Regions from separate parts of the Homo sapiens genome. Here region 1 is linked to region 2. A link is an interaction called in ENCODE POLR2A ChIA-PET data of the cell type or tissue named here. Cell type or tissue: PC-9. All regions are shown on one strand. Region 1 overlaps MAST2 (microtubule associated serine/threonine kinase 2). Region 2 overlaps AKR1A1 (aldo-keto reductase family 1 member A1).

Region 1 (5,000 bases), 290 kb after region 2:
TTGGTACTTTATTCCTTCTTTTGGTTGAATAATATCTCGTTGTATGTGTCCAACACAACTTTTTATCCATTGATGGACACTGGGCTGTTTCCACCTTTTGGATACTGTGAATAGTGCTGCTATGAACTATATGTATACATGTACTTGAGTACCTGTCTTCAGTTCTTTTGGGGATATACCTGGGGTGGAATCACAAAGAAATACGGTAATTCAACTTTTTGAGGAATAACCAAACTGTTTTCTGTAATAGCTTACCATTTTACAGTTCCACTAGCAATGTACTGAAGGTTTCAGTTTCTCTATATCTTTGTCAACTTGTTATATTCCATTTAAAAAATTATTGTTTAGTTATACTATCCTGGTGAGTATGAAGTGGTACCTCATTGTGGTTTTGATTTGTAGTTCTGTAATGACTAATGATGTTGAGCATCTTTTCATGTGTTTTTTGACCATTTATATATCTTCTTTGGAAAAATGTCTATACAAGTCCTTTGCCCATTTTTTTTAATTGAATTTTTTTGTTGTTTTAAGTTTGTTATATATTCTGGGTATTAGACCCTTAGTTATATGATTTCCAAATTTTTTTCCTGTTCTGTGTGTTGTCTTTTTAGTTTGTTGGTAATGTCCTTTGAAGTTTAAAAATGCCCTTGATGAAGTCTAACTTATCTGTGTTTTTCTGTTATTGCTTATGCTTTTGGTTTCATATCTAAGAATCCATTGCCAGCTCCAAGGTCATGATTTACTTCTGTGTTTTCTTCTATGAATTTTATGGTTTTACTTCTTATATTTACTTCATCGACCCATTTTGAGTCAGTTTTTATATTCAGTGTGAGGCAAGAGTTTATTTTTTTGCATGTGGATATCACTTTTTAGGTATCCTTTCAAGAGTTAGATGTCCAGAGTAAAGTACAGCAGTTTAGGGCTATAGATGTGGACTTGGAAGCTGTGGATTAAATCACCATGGGAGAGAGTAAAGAGAAATAAAAGGAATGTAGGGGAACATGAAAAAATTACATGTGAAAGGATAGATAATGTTAGACAGTGAAGTATTCAACTTAGATAAGAACTGTAGGAGTTTAGATAAAGTGCATTCACTTGAGAATTGCTGTCCTTTTCACTCTTAGTTTTTCTTTTTGTAAGAGGAACTTGTTTCTAATGCCATCTAGTGTCTTTTGAAGGGTATATGAGTAATGTTAAGAGGTTTTAAAATAAAAGTTTTGAAATTTCATGAGACTTGAGCAGTATATTGGCAGTCTTAGCTTACTCTCAAGAGCATCCTTAAGAGAGAAGTAAAAGAACACATTAAATACTTTGCCTGAACAAATTCGGAGCTGAATTTCATCTTGAATAGTTAAGCATTTTTATCATCTCTTTTGTGTTAATTTGTAAAGAATTTAAGATACCTTAAAAATAGTGACGTCAAATTTTTTTCTTATCTTGAATTTGTCTTACAAAAATTATAGACAGCCTTACTTTTTTTTGTTTTTGTTTTTGAGACAGGATCTTGCTCTGTCACCCAGGCTGGAGTGCAGTGGTGCAACCTTGGCTCACCGCAGTGTCAACCTGCTAGGGTCAAGTGATTCTCCTGCCTCAGCCTCCTGAGTAGTTGGGACTACAGGCATGGGCCACGATGCCTGGCTAATTTTTATTTTTATTTATTTTTAAACTTTTATTTATTTATTTTTTGAGACAGAGTTTCACTCTTGCTGCCCAGGCTGGAGTGCAGTGACTCACTGCAACCTCCGACTCCCAGGTTCAAGTGATTCTCCTGCTTCAGTTTCCTGAGTAGCTGGGATTACAGGCGCCTGCCACCATGCCCAGCTAATTTTTTGTATTTTTAGTAGAGATGGTGTTTCACCATGTTGGCCAGGCTGGTCCCAAACTCCTGGCCTCAAGTGATCCACCTGCCTCGGCTTCCCAAAGTGCTGAGATTATAGGTGTGAGCCACCGCGGCCAGCTTAATTTTTATTTTTAAACTTTTTGTAGAGGTGGGATTTTACAGTGTTTCCCAGTTTGGTCTCGAACCCCTGGGCTCAAGCAATCCTGCCTCAGACTTCAAACTATCGGGATTACAGTTGTGAGCCACTGCACCTGCCAAGCATCTAAATTTTTAAAAGGCATTTAAAATAAAAAATTTTTTTAGATAAATTTGTTGGTTGATTGGTTTGTTCGTCCGTTTTGTGCTGCTATGACAGAATACTCGAAACTGGGTAATTTATAAGGAATCAAGGTTTATTTCTTAGAGTTCTTGGGGCTCAGAAGCCCAAGATCAAGGTACCAGCATCTGATGAGGGCTTTCTTGGTGTTTCCTCACGTGGCAGAAGGTGGAAGGGCAATAGAGAAGAAATCCATTCCTGTAAGCCCTTTTTATAGTGACATTAATCCATTCATGAGAACAGAGCTTTCATGACTTAAACACCTCTCAAAAGGCCAAATCTCCCACCACTGTTGCATTGGAAATTAAATTTCCAGCACATGGATTTTGGGGAACACATTCATACCATAGCAGTTGAGGTTACAGAAAGAGATCTTACTGAATTTGTTGATGGTTAGAATACATGGGAGAACGTTTATGCAAGTTTTTGGTAAGGTGTCATATATGTCAAGGAGAACGGCATTATTAAACCACTAGTAAAAAGTTATAAGAGCAGGTTTTGTTTTTACTCTTATACAAAAAATATCAGTGCTAGTCTTTTTGTTTTTTTCCTTTTTCTTTTTTGAAATTGCAGAAATAAATTTTATTTTTAATTTTCAGAGGTTAAAAAAAGTTATGATACTTTAAACTGTTAACAAGACTTAGTTGATATCCAGTTAACCTAATACAGCATTAATGTTTTTATTATTTTCTTGAAGAGACTCAAATACACCTGCATTGTGCTCTTTTAAAAACATATTAAGGATACTTGTATTTAACAAGTTTTTTAGGAAAAACATTGTACAACATTTATGTTTTTCATGATGCTGAAAATGCTGAATTACATGTCAATTTAATTTATCTCTTAGAAGAAAAAGTAACATAATTAAAATCACTGGGTCTCTAATCTTTAGTTCTCTCTCCACAAATAAAACCTGTCACTTTTCACAATAAAAAAGCAAAAAATAATATACAATTAAAAGGAGCTAAACTGAAATTCTTTATCCTCTTTTTCCTTTTTTGAGACGGAGTGTCTCTGTCGCCCAGGCTGGAGTGCAGCGGTGCGATCTCGGCTCACTGCAAGCTCTGCCTCCTGGGTTCACGCCATTTTCCCACCTCAGCCTCCTGAGTAGCTGGGACTACAGGTGCCCACCACCATGCCCGGCTAGTTTTTTGCATTTTTAGTAGAGACGGGGTTTCACTGTGTTAGCCAGGGTGGTCTCGAACTCCTGACCTTGTGATCTGCCCGCCTCGGCCTCCCAAAGTGCTGGGATTACAGGCATGAGCCACTGTGCCTGGCCTCTTTATCCCGTTTCAAAAGATAAATTAATTGTGGGAGATCAACATAACAATCATCACTGATTTTTTTTTTAACCATTTAACTCTGGTTCAAAAGATAAATAATAATCTATAATCCACCAGTGTATACAAATTTTTTATCACATTTTCCCTTATGTTGTAAAAAAAAAGAAAATAGGTTTAATGTTTAAAGAAGGATTAATTTGATATTATTACTGAAAGACAATTTTGCTGTTATCACAGCTCAAAAAGTAGTGACAGGAATCTTTTAGGAAACAGGTTACTGTCCGTTTCACAAAATGTGAAATTAGATGATCATAAATATACAAGAAAATCAAAACATTTTCTGTCCTTAGTTATATTGCTCCCCCCGGCCTGAAATTTAGATGAAAAAGATTAAACAACTTTTGCAGATCACGTCTATCTATTTTAGCAACTTAATATAAATGAAAAGCAATCTTCATTTTAAAATAAATATCATAGGCCAGGTGCGGTGGCTCATACCTGTAATCCCAGCACTTTGGGAGTCCGAGGCAGGTGAATCACGAGGTCAGAAGTTCAAGACCAGCCTGGCCAACATGGTGAAACCCAGTCTCTACTAAAAAAACACAAAACAAATTAGCTGGGCGTGGTGGCGGGTACCTGTAATCCTAGCTACCTGGGAGGCTGAGGCAGGAGAATTGCTTGAACCTGGGAGGCAGAGGTTGCAGTGAGCCGAGATGATGCCACTGCACTCCAGCCCAGGTGACAGTGCAAGACTCCGTCTTAAAAAAAAAAAAAAATTAATAACACCATTTTTGAAACTGCAAATGAAACTCTCATCATATAAGAGAATGTCAACATCAAATTCTTGTATCTTGATGATTATGTACCATAATCAATGAATATAATTTGAAGCTCTCAAATTATTTATTTTGAATTCAAGTGAAGATGATTAGGCTAATCCAGTCATTTCCTCTTCTGAGTCATTTGATTCATCGTTTAGTTCCAATTCCACTAAATCTTGGTCTGTAGTTATAATAGTTTTCCTCTTGCACTTCTTGGGAATTGCATCATTAGCACAGATTTTTCTCATTTTAATATTTGGCAATTTCTTCAGATCAAAGTCCCATTCCCTAAATGTTTTCAGATTACTTGCATTTAGAATGTCTGGAATCTCAAAGCCACATCCTTTATACTGCTGTCCCTCCCGCTCCATCGTCTGCTTGATGATGGTGTCCTGGGAACAGTGCTGCCTGTCCTGCTTGTCCCTGATACTGTTATGTAACTCAATCTGCTCCAACTCACTGCTAAATCAATTTAATTTAAGTACCTTTCAGTTAGTTCACAAGCATCTTTGTTTGAATATCTTTTTTTGGGGGGGATCAAGATGATTTTGAAACCATTGCAGTTTTTCACCAATAAGATTGAAACACAAGGCCTTTTCATTCTTCAATTTTTCCTTTTTTTCTTATTTGTGGGCCTCTCTCATAATTTGAGCTGCTTTTCTACTATATGGATGAATGACTTTTTTTCCCATCCTGCACTTTTTCCCTTTGGTGCTTTAGGTATAGTGACGTCCTCGCGG
Region 2 (5,000 bases):
CTCCTGTGGATACCACGGGATGACTATACAGAAAGAAGAGCATGGGTTAGGCCCTGTGCAAGGTGCTTTAGATATAGTATCTCTTGAAAATATCAGAACTGAGATTCAAACCCAGGTCTGCGTAGCCCCACAGCCTAAACTGTTTCCTCTGTACTCTACTGCTGGATTTGATGAGTACAGTTTTGGACATGGCGAATCTCAGATGCCTATACATACTAGTGGAGAGGTCCAGAGGGCGTTGAATATACAGAAGTGGGGTGAGAAGAATCAAGGCCTAAGGCGATAACCGAAGACATGAACTCAACTAGGGAATGAGAAGATTGAGGAGAAAACCCTGAAGGGACCTTTCCTTTGCCTCCCACACCAGCATATGTGGGAGCCAGAGGAGAGGCCCATGCAGCTAGGAAACACTCATGTAGATATTGTTTCCTTTTTTTCCTGTGTCTTCTACTTCCCTGCAGCCAGGCAGCAACTGTAGAGCCCTTTGAGAAAGAAAGAATTCAACAGAGGGAAGGAACCTAGGCATTGAATTGGAAATAATAAAACCTGATTCCTGATAATACCCTCCTCCCCACTCAACCCACACATCTCTCTTTTACACTTGAATATAACATGAAGGTTTCCGCCGGGCGCGGCGGCTCGCGCCTGTAATCCCAGCACATTGGGCCGAGGTGGGTGGATTGCTTGAGGTCAGGAGTTTGAGACAAGCCTACCCAACATGGTGAAACCCCGTCTCTACTAAAAATACAAAAAATTAGCCAGGTGTGGTGGTGGGCGCCTGTAATCCCAGCTACTCTGGAGTCTGAGGCAAGAGAATCACTTGAACCTGGGAAGTGGAGGTTGCAGTGAGCCAAGATCGTGCCACTGTACTCCAGCCTGGGTGACGGAGCAAGACTCCGTCTTAAAAGAAAAAAAGGATAGCCGGGCGCAGTGGCTCACGCCTGTAATCCCAGCACTTTGGGAGGCCGAGGTGGGTGGATCACAAGGTCAGGAGTTCGAGACCAGCCTGGCCAATACAGTGAAACCCCGTCTGTACTAAAAATACAAAAATTAGCCGAGCGTGGTGGCGGGCGCCTGTAGTCCCAGCTACTCGGGAGGCTGAGGCAGGAGAATCGCTTGAACCTGGGAGGTGGAGGTTGTGGTGAGCCAAGATTGCGTCATTGCCCTCCAGCCTGGGCAAGAAGAGTGAAACTCCATCTCAAACAAAATAAATAAATAAAGTAAAAGATAGGCTGGGCACAGTGACTCATGCCTGTAATCCCAGCACTTTGAAAAGCTGAGACTGGTGGATCACCTGAGGTCAGGAGTTCAAGACCAGCCTGGCCAACATGGTGAAACCCTGTCTCTACTAATAATACAAAAATTAGCTGGGCGTGGTGGCACATGCCTGTAATCCCAGCTACTGGGGAGGCTGAGGCAGGAGAATCGCTTGAACCCAGGAGGTGGAGGTTGCAGTGAGCCAAGATCGCGCCATTGCACCCCAGCCTGGGTGACAAGAATGAAACTCTATCTCAAAAAAATAAAAATAAAAAAGATAACATGAGGGTTTCTGAATGCTGCCAAAGGTCCAGATAGGCAGTTCCTGACAAGCTCAGAGTCTGGAATCTGTTCACGCACAGCTAGGCTGGAAAGCAGTTGTATCAAGCAGAAGATGAGGAAGTCAAGAGCTGGCCGAGGATGATTTTCTGTCCTAGAGAAAAACATCTATGTGGCACCTTCATTCTTCCCTAGGGAGCTCTTGTTCTTTGCAGATCTCCTCCATCTTTCATCCCTGTTCCCCAAGCCTCAGCCTTTTCGGTGTTCAGTTTCACCAGCAAAAGAAAGGGAGAAGCAAGATTCAGGTTTCTTCTTCCTTTTCCCCTTAAGCCAGGGTGTTGTTCAAGCTCTCACCCCAGGTGTAATTTCAGAGCCTTCTCATGCGTGCTGGGTAATCTGCGAGAGGCCAACAGGTCATTGGGCATTAAGCCCAGGAAACCTGCCTTAGACCCTGGTGGCAGCAGGCCACCAGGTTCCTCTTGTCAAGTCCAGACTTGCTTGCTTGATCCCTTGGAAATTTGATTATAAAGAGCATTGCCCTGGTAGCTTGTGGTTTGACACTCAGATTGAAGTTTTGATTTTGTTTTAGCAGAAAAGAGTGGTTTCCAAAACCAACTTAAACTAGACTATAAAATTCTTCCTGGGTCAGAAGTATTAGGAAAGACAGTGTTGGTGTACTGGCTTTACTCACAACTTGTCTTTTTTTTTTTTTTTGAGATGGAGCCTCACTCTGTATCCCAGGCTGGAGTGCAGTGGCATGATCTCAGCTCACTGCAACCTCTGCCTCCTGGGTTCAAGCGATTCTCCTGCCTCAGCCACCCGAGTAGCTGGGATTAAGGTGTGCACCACCATGTCCAGCTAATTTTTGTATTTTTAGTAGAGAGGGGGTTTCGCCTTGTTGGCCAGGCTGGTCTCGAACTCCTGACCTCAAGTCTTAAGTGATCTGCCTGCCTCGGCCTCCCAAAGTGCTGGGGTTACAGACGTTAGCCACTGTACCCAGCCTCAACTTGTCTTATTATTATTATTATTTTTTGAGACAGGGTCTCGCTCTGTTACCCAGACTGGAGTGCAGTGGCACTATATCAGCTCACTGCAACCTCCGCCTCCCGGGTTCAGGTGATTCTCATGTCTTGGCCTCCCAAGTAGCTGAGATTACAGGCATGTGCCACCACGCCCAGCTAATTTTTTTTTTTTTTTTTTTTTGAGATGGAGTCTTGCTCTGTCACCCAAGCCGGAGTGCAGTGGCTCAATCTCGGCTCACTGCAACCTCCACCTCCCGAGTTCAAGCGATTCCTCCTGTCTCAGCCTTCTGAGTATCTGGGACCACAGGCATGTGCCACCATGCCCGGCTAATTTTTGTATTTTTAGGAGAGACGGGGTTTCACCATGTTGGTCAGGCTGGTCTCGAACTCCTGACCTCGTGATCTGCCCTCCTCGGCCTCCCAAAGTGCTGGGATTACAGGTGTAAGCCACCAAACCCGGCCTAATTTTTGTATTTTCAGTAAAGATGGGGTTTCGCCATGTTGGCCAGGCTGGTAATACCCTGACCTCAGGTGATCCGTCGCATCGGCCTTCCAGAGTGCTAGGATTACAGGTGTGAGCCACCACTCCTGGCCACAGCTTGTCTTATTACTTGCTCTATCCTACATCCTTTTAGAACCTGGAAACTAAGATTATATTTATAAAGATATTGTTGGCAATTAAATCAATCCCAAGAGTGATATTCATGGTACTGATGAGATCAAGGGAAAAGGTTGTATCTACCTCATTGGCTCTTGGTGTGAACATTCTCTCTCCTTTTCTTTCACTTGAATAGCTCCTGTTCAGTTATTCTTTAGGACTTGACTCAGGAAGAGATTCCTCCAAGAAGCCATCCTAGCAAGGTTACCCTTTTCTTGCCACCCTTGTGCAGCTCTTGTGCAGAATTTGATCAAAGCTCTTATCACAGTGTACTGATATCACCTGTTCCCATTACAAGACCATAAACTGAAGGAAGGCAGTTTAAATATTTAAATACATTTTTCTCTTGGGTTTAGCACAAGAGTTGGAACATTCAATTTACTGACAAAACGAGTATTCTTGGGCCATTTGGTGACCTCTTATTTGCATAGCTTTCCAGAGGGGGAGGCTCCAGTTACCTGCTTTGTTTGGTTGGAAATTTACTTGTATCTGTAATTAGTTACTTTTCTGCTGCACTGAAGTCATGTGTATAGTTTCCTTTCCTGGAAAGAGTTCTTCCCCTTAACTCTTGGGAATTCTTAAAAACCAGTGTCAATATTTCTTTGTCCTTGCCCTTTTCTGTAGTACATCATACTTGTGTCTACCATGAGTATCTTTTTATAGGTCTGTGTTTATTTGCCTTTTTTCCATTAGCTCCTCCTTAGATCCTTGGTTTTGCCACTTCTTTTCTCTTTTCTTTTCTTTTTTTTTTTTTTTTTTTTTTTTTTTGAGACGGAGTCTCCCTCTGTCACCCAGGCTGGAGTGCAGTGGCATGATCTCAGCTCACTGCAACCTCCGCCTCCCGGGTTCAAGCAATTCTCCTGCCTCAGCCTCCCAAGTAAGTAGCTGGGATTATAGGCACCCGCCACCATGCCCGGCTAATTTTTCTATTTTTAGTAGAGACGGGGTTTCGCTATGTTGACCAGGGCTGGTCTCGATCTCTTGACCTTGTGATCCGCCCACCTCAACCTCCCAAAGTGCTGGGATTACAGGCGTGAGCCACTGTGCCCAGCCAGTTTTGCCACTTCTTAGCTGTTGATTTGGAGCAAATAACTTCACTTTTTTTTTTTTTTGAGATGGAGTCTGGCTGTGTCGCCCAGGCTGGAGTGCAGTGGCGCAATCTTGGCTCACTGCAACCTCCGCCTCCCGGGTTCAAACGATTCTCCCGCCTCAGCCTCCATAGCTGGGACTACAGGTGCATGCCACCACGCCTAGCTAATTTTTGTATTTTTTGGTAGAAATGGGGTTTCACTCTGTTGGCCAGGCTGGTCTCTAACTTTTGACCTCAAGTGATTTGCCTGCCTTGGCCTTCCTATGTGCTTGTATTACAGGTGTGAGGCACAGCGCCCGGTCTAACTTCACTTCTTTGAGCCTATTTTCTCAACTAAAAAATTAAAGATCTGGATATGGTGGCTCATACCTGTAATCCCAGCAACTCAGGGTGCTGAAGTGGCTGGATAGCTTGAGGTCAGAAGTTCAAGACCAGCCTGGGCAACCTAGCCAGAACCATCTCTAAAAAAGTTTAAAAACATCCAGGTGTGCTGGCACAGGCCTGTAGTCCCAGCTACTTGGAAGGGTGAGGCAGGAATATCACTTGAGCTTAGGAGTTCAAGGCTGCAGTGAGCCATGATCACACCACTGTTCTCCAACCTAGGAGACAGAACCAGACCCTGAGTCTAAAAAAGAGTTCCTTTTTTAGGACTCCCTTTACCTCCCTTGCAGGAGCCCACTCGGGCCTACCAGCA

What was found. ChIA-PET counts read pairs that join two places held together with the same protein. Peaks named below come from ENCODE experiments on the same cell type or tissue, not always from the same donor. Only the 100,000 strongest peaks of a DNase experiment are listed, where the experiment ranks them.
Region 1: POLR2A ChIA-PET joins it to region 2 with 10 read pairs; 2 of 35 experiments call an interaction of 5 or more read pairs at or near these places.

What each region holds. Positions count from the first base shown.
Region 1 is chr1:45,842,625-45,847,624 of GRCh38, forward strand. All of the region lies in intron 3 of MAST2 (microtubule associated serine/threonine kinase 2), which reads left to right. It also overlaps the pseudogene TMA16P2. Among named protein-coding and RNA genes, the nearest start is that of MAST2, 42 kb to the left of the region's middle. In PC-9, a CTCF peak has its summit at 1,145 (motif pointing left); no DNase peak of the experiment used is centred here.
Region 2 is chr1:45,555,678-45,560,677 of GRCh38, forward strand. All of the region lies in intron 1 of AKR1A1 (aldo-keto reductase family 1 member A1), which reads left to right. Among named protein-coding and RNA genes, the nearest start is that of AKR1A1, 7.4 kb to the left of the region's middle. RefSeq lists enhancers at 374-1,120, 1,121-1,866. In PC-9, no CTCF peak of the experiment used is centred here; DNase peaks (open chromatin) are centred at 1,232 and 1,934.